Linked DNA regions of Homo sapiens: all the other regions are linked to region 1. A link is a contact called in ENCODE Hi-C or POLR2A ChIA-PET data. All regions are on one chromosome and are shown on one strand. The core of a region is the stretch at or near the end of the contact, and the rest is flanking DNA. Distances in the headings are between cores, read along the strand shown.

Evidence for each region. Hi-C counts contacts between places; a loop is a spot of excess contacts on that map. ChIA-PET counts read pairs that join two places held with the same protein, here RNA polymerase II (POLR2A). Pooled maps may share reads with other maps.
Region 2: a map of dorsolateral prefrontal cortex shows a loop between it and region 1 (3-fold over the local background). The contact joins the promoter of CPA3 here to the enhancer-like site in region 1. A Hi-C loop is called at or near these places in 1 of 168 maps with a recorded cell type or tissue (dorsolateral prefrontal cortex) and 2 of 50 pooled maps.
Region 3: a loop to region 1 is called in a map of dorsolateral prefrontal cortex, with 10 times the contacts of the local background. The contact joins two enhancer-like sites. A Hi-C loop is called at or near these places in 1 of 168 maps with a recorded cell type or tissue (dorsolateral prefrontal cortex), 1 of 37 single-sample maps with no recorded cell type and 3 of 50 pooled maps. POLR2A ChIA-PET finds 5 or more read pairs at or near these places in 2 of 52 experiments (OCI-LY7 and activated T-cell).

Annotation. Positions count from the first base shown.
Region 1 is chr3:148,789,466-148,793,383 of GRCh38, reverse strand. No RefSeq gene overlaps it. Among named protein-coding and RNA genes, the nearest start is that of CPB1, 36 kb to the left of the region's middle. Within about 2 kb of position 1,908, at least 3 of the 41 ENCODE cell types and tissues checked have a DNase peak (open chromatin) inside an H3K27ac peak, as active enhancers do; they include dorsolateral prefrontal cortex, where a contact is called at or near this core.
Region 2 is chr3:148,863,321-148,867,238 of GRCh38, reverse strand. It overlaps CPA3 (carboxypeptidase A3), which reads right to left and starts at 1,943. Exons shown (of 11, transcript NM_001870.4): 1 at 1,864-1,943; 2 at 1,691-1,766. The coding sequence starts at 1,931.
Region 3 is chr3:148,725,127-148,729,044 of GRCh38, reverse strand. The region is part of intron 2 of AGTR1 (angiotensin II receptor type 1); the gene reads right to left. Among named protein-coding and RNA genes, the nearest start is that of AGTR1, 29 kb to the right of the region's middle. Within about 2 kb of position 1,609, at least 2 of the 41 ENCODE cell types and tissues checked have a DNase peak (open chromatin) inside an H3K27ac peak, as active enhancers do.

The sequences.
Region 1 (3,918 bases), core at 659-3,158:
TGTGAGCCACTGTGGCTGGCACCACATATTTTTTAATTCATGAAGTTTCATCTCATAGAGCATAACACTAACAGTGTTTTTAAAGATAGGTAGCTAAAAAGGGCTAATTTCTTATCAATGCCCAAAACTTCCTGTGAGAGGCTTGACTAAAACCTTTATCTTCATGTAGTCATTTTCCCCCTCTTATATAAGGTCAAATTTTAATAAATCCATACTCTCTGTCTCTCTCTCTCTCTATATATATATCCATCCATACATACTCTCTATATTATTTGGTAGTCTCTAGTCTGGTATGTGTTTCCATGCCAATTTATCTTTAGTTTTTGAACAATGAAATTATTAGAACAATGGGCATTGTCATTGATTGAATTAAGGATGCTTTGTATAGACTCCTGAAGTCTTCTCTGACTGTATTACTTGGTGTCTGAGTCCCAAACTTTGCAGTAGAAGTCTTTAAAGAAAATGGAATAATTTTCTCTTTAAACTGTAATGAGTGACAGTAGTCCAATGACGATACAGAAAGTGTCACACTCAGATGAGCAGTACTGAGTGTAGAACAAGATCACTAACTGGACATCAATGACATATCCTGTTTCTTGGTATTCAGGAGACTGAAAATCATTTGGTTTTCTTTATCTGGGCCACAGCTGTCTTGGGCCTCATTCCAGTCAGTTTGATCTGGTGAGGATTCCTCTTGGCAACATAAATGCAGTTAAGGGGGGGCTATAATGACATGGCAGTGACAGCTGAAATACATTTCCTCATTTTGATCTAGGTGAATGTTCTCAGTAGTATTGCTTGATGACCATATGCTTATCTGTCTCACACTTATAGGAGATTTTTAAAAGGGATTAAAAGGTATTTTTTCCTCCATTAAACTTCGGACAAAGAGCAATTGTGAGCCAATGTTGGTTAATCCATCGTATTATGATGTATGAAAATCAATGAAGAGAAAAATGCAAAGTACCCCTATGTATCTACCCCTCTATCTACACAAAATTTATTCATCAGGAGAGGCAGCATCACAGCAGATTTGTTAGCCTAATTATGATGTATTTCCTTTTAAACAATTTGCGCACAATAATTGATCAAAAGTCTTCATAGAGCTTCCCAGAGCAATTCATTAGTTCAATAAAACAATGTGAGCAATAGTTGGAGCACATTTACTTCATAATCATTTTGTTAAGGAAGAAAAAAACACAGCAGCTGCAGTTCAGTGTAGATAGCCATCAGAAACAGTTAATTTATCAAAATGAATTGATCTTGGCAGTTTTCATTCTGGGGCTTAGATTGAGAAACACAATTAGAATTCACTGCTGTGCACACAGCCAGAACAAAGTAATGTTGGCTCATTTTCCAGTAACATTATGGGTTAAACCATGGATAGACAGAAAATCCAGAATTTATCCAGCCATACAGATTAAGTCACACATCTAAGTGATCAATAAATGGAATAAAAGCCATCTCTGCTCCACTTTTATAGGAAAATGACAGGTCAATACCTTCTTTTAAACCTAGTCTTACAACCTTATTCCAAAACACAGAGCATCAACAGTAACAAACCACATTCAGCATCCCAGGAAAACAGTGTTAAAGCTGACCTTGTTAAATGCCCTCTCCCAACTCTGCCAGTGAAATGAAATGGATTATCGCTCTGACCTCACATAGGGTTGCACTTTGGGAAAACCCTCCATCAGTGCATATAATCCTAATTTTTAAAGCATTGATCATAGCCCTGCACAGCTGCATGCATTCAAAACTTTTATCCTTTTCCAATCTACACTTTTCCTTCTTAAAAACTGTGGCTTGATTCATTTGTTTTAGCAGCTGCCTTCTTATAGCACATGCCTCCCAGATACACAGATTACGTCGGTAACTGGCCATCTGCGCTTGACAGTCACCCGCACCAGCTCCAAATCTTCTTGGCTTCTCTTTCCAAGCTCTCAGTGGGATACTTGACCCTCAGGTGCTGGGAGGCAGTCAAAGATACAAAGAGCTCTGGATCCCACACAAGGGATGCAGAACTGAATGATTCCATGAAAGTGGCCTGAGAGTGTGACCAGTAAAAAGAAAATTTAGAGAGATTTTGTAAATACATCAAACTTATTTTCATATTACCTGCCTTGTTTAGCCTGTTGGGATGTGGATTTTCCAGGCCAATGCTTATTTGTTGTTGCCACTAAGCTTTTAAGGTCCAAATCAGGCTCCTGCTCCCACTGCCAGGAAGAATGCTCAGCTGAATATATTATTTGCTTCCAACATTTCCTCATTCTGGAGACTTTGTGGTCTGCCTGTGTTGCTGTGGGTGCCAAATGTGTTCTGTGGGGACGAATTGGAGAGCTCAGCAGAAAGACAATGAGCTCTATCACATGCTAGGAAAGTCATGGTCACAGGGTTTAGGGAAAACAAACCAAACCCCAAAACCCCACAGTGAAAAAGTCTTTGGTTTGCTGCTGAAGACAGGAATCAAAGGGTCATTCTTGGCCTCTGTCTAGAGTATGGGGTGACTGAAAGAAATTTATTGAAGGTCCAAATCTACTCAGAAGCCCTAGGCTCTGTCTTGGCATTCTTTCTTCTCCAGTTTAGACAACATTAGCTCATTAAAGCTGCCACGTTTTTATGATCGATGTGTTCTTGAACCACAATGTACTGAAAATAAGTCAGTATCTGGAACAAAGACTAGAGATCTGATCTGTACACTATTACTTTGCTTTCTAAGTGAGAAATAGCCATTACTCCCCCTTCCATGTGCAGAAGGCAGTCTGATTAAACAAATGATTATAAGGACTAAGAGCCTAGAATGGGATTCACAGCTGGCCGGCCTCCAGGGCCAATCTGGGTTTCCAATCTCCCCTTTGTCCATGTTTTTAGGATAAGAAGTAAACTGAGATTGGTGACTACTGAGCAATGATGAGTTCCTCTCCTTAAAGGTGATGTGATAAAGACTATGTGATCTCAGGGTATTTTCACATTTACCCAAATCACCTGCAATTGATTATTAACTCTTGTTGCTGATCGATTCCTCCACTTAGGCTTTTCTCCAAATTAACCTTTCCTTATGGATGTTGTTTTTCATATATGTACACGTATCAGTACTGCCCAGCAGGGGATGGCCACAGGGAGACACACCACTTGGGACAGAGGAGTGCTGAGCTGGTGGAAAGGTGCACTGAGTAACTGTGTGATGTTAACCTTTCTGAACATAGTGTGCTAAAGGTTGAGCATCTCTCATCAAAAAATCTGAAATGTGAAATGCTCCAAAATCTGAAACTTTGAGCATTGACATGATGTCACAAGTGGAAATTTCCACACCTGACCTCATGTGACGGATATCAGCCAAAATGCAGTCAAAACTTTGTTTCATGCATAAAATTATCAAAAATACTGTGTAAAATTACCTTCAGGATATGTATATAAGGTGTATATGATACATAAATGAATTTTGTGTTTTGACTTTAGACACCCCAAGATATCTCACTATGTATATGCAAGTATTCCAAAATTTAAAAAAAAATTGAAACCTGAAAAAGTTCTGGTCCCAAGAATTTCAAAGAAGGGATATTCAACTTGTACTCTGAAAAGTGAGAGTCTTCCTTTGATAATAAAAGCCTACTTGTGACCCTTAGATAGAAAAACTAAACGATGCCTACTGTTTTCAGCACATATGATAGGATTCCATTAGCATTTTAAAATATAAGCTTACATGTGTTAGTATTAGCATACTATAAATAGAAAATAAACAGTACATCTGGGTAGGTATGAAAAAGTCAATGTAATTTCATCCCCCTCCCATTCTATGTCAGTGTATAGTTTTGCTGTTTCCCAGGAATCCTGAGAATGTTATTTAATATTAGCAAGAATCAGACATAATTGGATGTTTGCTGACATAGTGGTCTTTAGTAGCACATGAGAAAGACT
Region 2 (3,918 bases), core at 694-3,193, 74 kb before region 1:
AAAGGGAGAGAAACACATTTTCATGAGAAAAGATGTACAGGGCCAAGGTGGGTGAGATTTTGGTGTTTATGGGGCTTGAAGGGTGTGGAAGAAGGTGGAGGAGCAGGATATTGAAGAGGCTGGTAGTTTGGCAGATCATAAAACGCTTTGAATGCTATACCAATACCAAAAGAAAATGCTTCTGACTGGGCATGGTGGCTCATGCCTGTAATCCCAGCATTTTGGGAGGCTGAGGCGGGTGGATCACTTGAGGTCAGGAGTTTGAGACCAGCTGGGCAACATGGCAAAACCCCGTCTTCACTAAAAACACAAAAATTAGCCGGGGATGGTGGTGGGCACCTGTAATCCCAGCTAATAGGGAGGCTGAGGCAGGTGAATCGCTTGAACCTGGGAGTCGGAGGCTGCAGAGATTGTGCCACTGCACTCCAGCCTGGGTGACAGAGTGAGACTCTGTCTCAAAACAAAAACAATAACAAACAAAAAACGCTTCTATGGTGCTTAATATGGCAGGCCTGCTTCTAAGTGCTATCAAACGCTTACTTAGTCTTTGTAGCAACCCTAGGAAGTAGCTATGACTATTATCCCCATTTTATAGCAGAAGAAATTGAGACCCAGAGATGTTGAGTAAGTTGCCTAAGGCTACAGAGCTAGCGTAGAGCTTGGATTTGAATGTAAGCGTTTGACTTTGAAGAAAATGCTTTTTCCGTACTAGGCTGCTTCTTAGTAATGACCCTCAAACGGAGGAATGCAATTGTCAAGTTTTAGAGTGAGCAATCAGGTTGCAATGCAGAGTTGGCTTTGTGGGAGTCAAGACTAGAGCCCTGATTGCTAGTTAAGGGACTATGGAAATTCTCCTTGCAAGAGGTAGAGTGAACATGAACTTGGCAGTGGCAGTGGAATGGAGGGCAATGTGTGGATTTGAGAAACATTTGGGAGTTAGAATAGGCAGGGCCTTTGATTGATTTGATGTAGAGGTAACTGTATGTTTGACTGGAATAAATCCCAGACCCAGTTCTGGGTTTAAATTTGATGTGTAATCTTGGTCATTTAATTTATTGTCTTTGCACTTTAGCTCTTCTGTTTCAAATGAGTTACATTATAACCCTGACATTGAGAATCTGCTGGAGAATTTGAAATGGCATATATAAGGTGGCTGGTGCAACATAAATAGGAGCAGCTGAATACATGATAAAATTATATTAGGCTGTTGGATTTTAAAGGATTGATCTAACTTTAAAAGTCTTATTTGAAAATGTACCTGCTCTTGGAAAGGGTCACATCTTGATATTAGCCAGTGCCTCAACGTTTTCAGTTAGTACTCAAGAGAAATTATGGCACCAGAGGAGATGAGGGTCGGAGTGGGGAGAATGGAGAGGGAATGGCACCCGTAGGCAAGAGAAAGATGCCCTGATAAGGAGGCCAAGAACAGCTCCTGATTTCATAGTTTTACCTTGAAAAAGCTGGTGTTTGAAAAGCTTTTGGGAGGAAAAACAGAAGTGGTAGTCTTGGAAACCAAGACCAAAACCAGAACAGGTGAAGTATTGGCCATTGGCTGAATTATCCAGATAGCTCCTGCTTTCCCCTTATGTTCAATAGTCTTTTGTAGTCCCATGGGCATTGACAGTAAAATAAGAAGAAGCATCTTTTAGAGAACAGTAAGAAAAGATAAAATATCCCTCTAAATGCTTACCTCATTGGTTTTGGCCAAGTCCTTTATGATGTCTGCTTGTTTTTCATCCTGGGGCTTCACGCGGAACACCTTCTCCCTTTGTGGAGGCAAATGAAAAAAAAAAAGTGAACTGTAAGGAAACAACCTTTAATTCTCTTCTACACAGAGACTGGAACACAGGAAGTAAGATTTACCTGTCAAAGCGGACAGGAGCAATTGCAAGAGTGGTAGCAATCAAACCCACAGGCAGGATGAGCCTCATGGTTCTTCTTTGCCTGCCTTGAGACCCTCTGGCAGTTTTATGCCTCAGCCCTTATCTTGATGAGCAGCTGATTTCCTCTTAGGGTTCTGTTGCACAAACTGTTCCCCTTCTTCCCCCACACCAGGTTTTTTTTTTCCAGCTGGAGAGGGAAAAACACTAACCCACCAAGCACATGCTACTTATCTACCTTTTGCAATAGGAAATACCCATTTTACAGATACAGGATGGGAAGCAAATGCCTTTAGCAAATAACTTGGCCAAGGTAACAGAGAAAGTATGTTCACAGAGCTGGGATTTACTAGTTCTATCTGTTCTAAAATACTACTCTACCATTCTGCTTGAATTGAATGATGGAAGAAATTAGTTTTAAAATTTGCACTTGGAGACTGAGATGAATTTGGGTATCTGGCCATAAAATCTTGGTGAGTGGTTCGTAATAATGTAAAATATATTTTTGAAGCTAGAATGTAAGTTGTGAAATTAAAAACATTTAAATTGACTGGGCACGGTGGCTCACGCCTGTAATCCCAGCAGTTTGGGAGGCCGCGGCGGGTGGATCATCTGAGGTCAGGAGTTCAAGACCAGCCTGGCCAACGTGGTGAAACCCTGTCTCTACTAAAAAATACAAAAATTAGCCGGGCGTGGCGGCAGGTGCCTTAATCCCAGCTACTTGGGAGGCAAAAAAAACCCCAAAAATTTAAATTACAAAATATAAATGTACTAAAAATGCTGTAAGTACTATGGCGAACATTGAAATGTTCACCATTTAGATTTTACAATGATAACATTTTTGTTATATTTTTCCTGTACTTCTCTGGGTAAAGAAATAAACACTAAAGACCTAAAGCACTGCCCTAACTCTTTGCCCTTCTCTTCTCTCTGTCCTCAGAGGTGACCCCTATTTCTAAGGCAACTTGAGAACTACCTGACAGCAAGAAAATATCAATGCTGTAATGTTTATTAATTGGACACTGTCTTCAGAGCCTGGATGCTGTAATTGCCAAATAATGCCTTTTGAGAGTTGAATTAATGAAAGCCACCTATAGACCATTCACAACCATCTCTGGAGGGATGTTTAGTCTTGAACACAACTTGGTTAATTATGGGAGAATAACACCTTTACCTAGAATCATAGGTAACCTAAAAGAGTAAGTGAATTTATCTAATCAGTTAACTTATTAGAATTTCCTTTTTGAAAACCACCTCTTCACATTGACAAACGTATAGCTGACTGTAGATAAAACTTCTCAGAGTCACGCTTATGTACTATCAAAATAGTGTGGTTGGAGACACGCCCCTGTTATATATACAGCAGCAGTAATTCCATTCTTCTCTATCTGATGGGTGTGTGGTAGAACTCGGGACTTTTTTTTATTTCCCCAAATGGATTTTCCGGCTCCAGCCTTGCAGGTAAGGAAGAGGAGGGTTTTACAAATGCCTTCATGTTCTTGACACTGGGCAAGCTCACCAGCACTGAGAACTCCCAAAGCAAATGCTTGCTCCATTGCTTTTGACTAAAGATACTTTTGACCAGGGAACAGTGAAAAAGAAAGACCTTGACTTTGGGTTTCGACAGACATCACTTCAATGTGGCTCCCACACGCTAGCTACATCCCCTTGAGCAGGCTGCCTAGTTATTCTGGGCCTTGGTTTCCTCATTTGTAAAATGGGAATGCTAATGTGACTCTAACAAGTGGCTGTGAGGCTTAGTGAGACAGGATATGTTAGGGACTTCGTGGTAGGTGCTAAAAAACACGTCCATGCTCTCTAGACAGTTGATAAAATGTTCATGTGCTGTCAACAGAGACTTCCAGTGGGCCACTGCCAGCCTGCAGAACCGGTATCAAAATAGATCATGTGGTAGATTAAAGTGGTGGCCGTGACCTTTAGGGATAAAATATGTCTCTGTATTTGTTTTCATGTGGACTACTTCAATAATTTTTTTTAATGTTATAGCTTTGCTTTTTAGAGTTTTATTTTCTGATTC
Region 3 (3,918 bases), core at 360-2,859, 64 kb after region 1:
GGTTCTTCCAGCTAGCTAAGCTGAGGCTCTTGTTCTCAAAGTTACAAGTCTCCAATCCAAAAGCAATTGTGGTTAGGGAAGGAACCCCGCAGTAGGAAATAGAAGAATACAATTTCATTTGAGCCAGCAGAAATTTCAAATAAGCCAATGTGATAGAAATATCTAACACTCTCTAGTTTTTATAAACAAATAATTTTGGCTGAACTTCTTCAGCCCAGTTGCTTTGCAGTTTCAACTGGTTCCAGCTGAAGATCATGGTCACTTGAAATCATTTATTTTTTTTCTCCTCAGTTAACTTTGGTTCTTATCTCCTGCCAGATAGGTGAAGCTTATAAATCAAATTCAGAGGGTAAAAGTGAATTATCATTCTCCATCCACCTCTCGGAGAAATATTTACATGGAACTTCTCTATACACAGAAATTCCCTGAAGCACCTAACAGTTTATTTCTGGATCATTAACTACTTATCAGATGCTGGGTATGTGGAAACTGCTGGCCTTTGGCTTTCACAAGGAAGATGGAGCATTTTTGAGATGATTTCTATCAATGGGGAAAATGTCAATTCAATCTTTTCAGCTTCATAACTTTAGCACAAAATGACATACAAGTGTTTAAGTTCATTTAATGTACCATTATTTTATACTTCTTTTTGTTTCTGCTGATTAACAGAAAGGACTTATAATAGTGGCTTAATATTAGCAATAGTAACACTGATCACTTATTATTCATTGGATGCTTACTATGTGCCAAGTGTTGCATTAATTGCTTTCATTTCTACAAGAGACCTATGAGGGAAGGCATCATTATTCCCATTGCTCAGGTTAAGAAACAGGAATAGAGAGCAGGTCCTTACGTTTTTGACATTCTGTAAGTAATGTTTCAAGGCTCTATTATTATTATTTTTACTTTTTGGCATGGTCATCTCTTTATACTCCAGTCTAGTGCCTCTCAATTAGACTGATTTTGTACTCCAGGGATATTTGGCAATGTCTCGAGACATTTTTGATTTTCCCAATGTGGGAGAGGGAGGTGTGGGGGGTATTACTAGCATCTAGCAGGCAGACAAGTGATACTGCTAACCATTTTACAATGCGTGGGACAGTCTCCCACACCAAAAAATTATCTAATCCAAAATGTCAATAGAGTTGCTACTGAAAAACCCTGCTCTGGTTCCTACTTTTTGTTTTAACCTTTGATAATTTATATCTCTCACCTTTTATGAAATAAATTAACTGTATACTGAATTTTATTGGAGGCTTTTATTTCATGCATTATATCTTCCGGGGAAAACTACAGATCCCTCACAAAAGATAAAATCCTATTGGGTGACCAAAGTCTAAAGCTGTGTTGGGTGCTTAGTAGGAGCTCTCAAACAGGGAGTTTACTAAATATCTGCTGTGTTAGATCATTCTAGAAATTACCTTCTGTAAGCATTTTTCATAACTTCAGGATTCTGCACAGATAAGGCTGAAGAGGGAATTTGAGCTCAGATTCATCATTAGGGTTTCAAGAGATTGATGGCTGTTGTCGTGGCCCCAAGGTCTGCACTGAAGGGAGGAAGCCACCTAGTCCGGAAGTCAAACCCTGCCCTCTTGTGGTATCACTGCCATAGACACTTCGGGGAATCTGACAGGATCAGAGGGCATCGATCTGTATCCTTCCGGTCTGAACTGACTGCAATATTTAAGTGTAAATTCAGCTTGCATTCACATTAGGCCTTTTCTTCTTTGTGGAACAGTACATTAAATATAACATGTAATCAAGGCTTTCATTAGAAACCAAGTGGAGAGAAGAGAGAAAGAGAGAGGACAAAGATACCATACTTAGTTACAAATGTTACTTTCTGGAAGTTTGACAATTACAGAGTTTCACTTACTTAGCTTGATTCTCTGTTACTTGCCTTCTCTACAAAACTGCTTTTCTGACTAATAAAGGCATGGAGTAGTTTTTGTAGGCAAGGAGAAACAATTCTGGGAAAAAGCTTTGTAAGGAGCAATATTAATAGACATCTATGCCCAAAATTTGATTCCTGTGGTATTTTCCCTACAAATTTCTTATAGGCTAGTTCAAGGAGAAAAGCATCATAAAGTTTGAAAGACCAGCTAAATCAGTGGAAATTATACTCTCCCCTTTCCCATTAAGAACTCTATTCTCTTACTATGAAAACACCACTGTTCTTTCTTATCTCAGAGTGCAGCCTTTTCTGTATACTGATGCCAAATGGGTAACATTTTAGTGAGACATTTGAAGTTGTGATATGCAACTCGGTGGGGGACAAACAAGGTCATTTAAAAGGTCTCTTCATTGAGAACATCAGAGCTTTCAAAAGAGGCACACAGCCTTTCCCGCATAATTGGGGGTAAATGAAGAAAAAGCCCATAAAGTACAAAAATTAAAAAAACGGACGGAAACACTCAGAATTAAGAGTGAAAAGATATCATGAATGCTGATGCTGAATCTTAACACACAAAACCAAAGGCAATGAGTAAAAGAGCAATTTAACTTAAGAAGGTGATGAACATAAATCAGTTGACTGCAGGCCAGGCATGTTGGCTCACGCCTGTAATCCCAGCACTTTGGGAGGCCAAGGTGGGCGGATCACAAGGTCAGGAGCTCGAGACCAGCCTGGCCAGCATGGTGAAACCCCGTCTCTACTAAAAATACAAAAATTAGCCAGGCATGGTGGCATGCACCTGTAATCCCATCTACTCGGGAGGCTGATGTAGGAGAATCACTTGAACCCAGGAGGTGGAAGTTGCAGTGAGCTGAGATCATGCCATTGCACTCCAGCCTGGGCAACAGAGCGAGACTCCGTCTAAAAAAAAAAAAATCAGTAGACTGCAGGATTTAGCAAGGGAAAAAAGAAACTTAGAACTAGAATTGGGGGATTCTTCTTCGCTTCTCTAGAAATTGAGATCTTGGACAAATCATTAAACCTTCATTGATCTGACAAATGGAAATAATATTATGAAGCCTCTACCTTGCCCTTGGAAGAGTGTTTTAAGATTATGTGTACAAAATAACTTTTTCAAAAGACAGTATATTATACCCATTCAGTATGAATACACTAGATACAATAAAAAACAAGTTTGCTAAATAGCTGAAGTGCGAAGCTAATTTATAGACCAAGAGATATATATTCAGCACCTAGAATCTTAAAAAGGAATATTAATTTAATTAATGTTAGCAGAGTCTATTATCTGGCTGGACTCATAGGAAACACCACCTTTGCAGTCTCACAGGTCAGGGAGAACCTGTCTCCGGCCGGGTGTGGTGGCTCATGCATGTAATCCCAGCACTTTGGGAGGCTGAGGCGGGTGGATCATTTGAGGTCAAGAGTTTGAGACCAGCCTGGCCAACATGGTGAAACCCCGTCTCTAATAAAAATACAAAAATTAGCTGGGCATGGTGGCGGATGCCTGTAATCCCAGCTACTTGGGAGTCTGAGGCAGGAGAATCGCTTGAACCCAGGAGGAGGCGAAGGTTGCAGTGAGCCAAGATCGCGCCACTGCACTCCAGCCTGGGCAGCAGAATGAGACTTATACATATACTAAGTAAATTGCGTCATAAAATTTTACTTTACAGATGTAATTTGTTGCATTATTATATATGGCCAATAAATTGATTATAATGAAGTTAGAAGCCCTAATAATACAAAAATATATAATGATATAATTTGTTATTAATCCCATAAAGCAATTTAAAGAATTACTTTTGGGGAAGAAGTGAAAGAATAAACACATAAAGTACAAATGACTTTAAGTTAACTTTATGTTGGAGGAAGAAAATATATCACACTATAGACCTTTGGTTGGTGAATCAAACCTCAACTAATTAAATGACAGAAACTTCCTTCAAAATGCAGGATTCAGAGAAAAATTTTGTTGCCTACAGCTCCCCTAGTATTCATATAAGTCT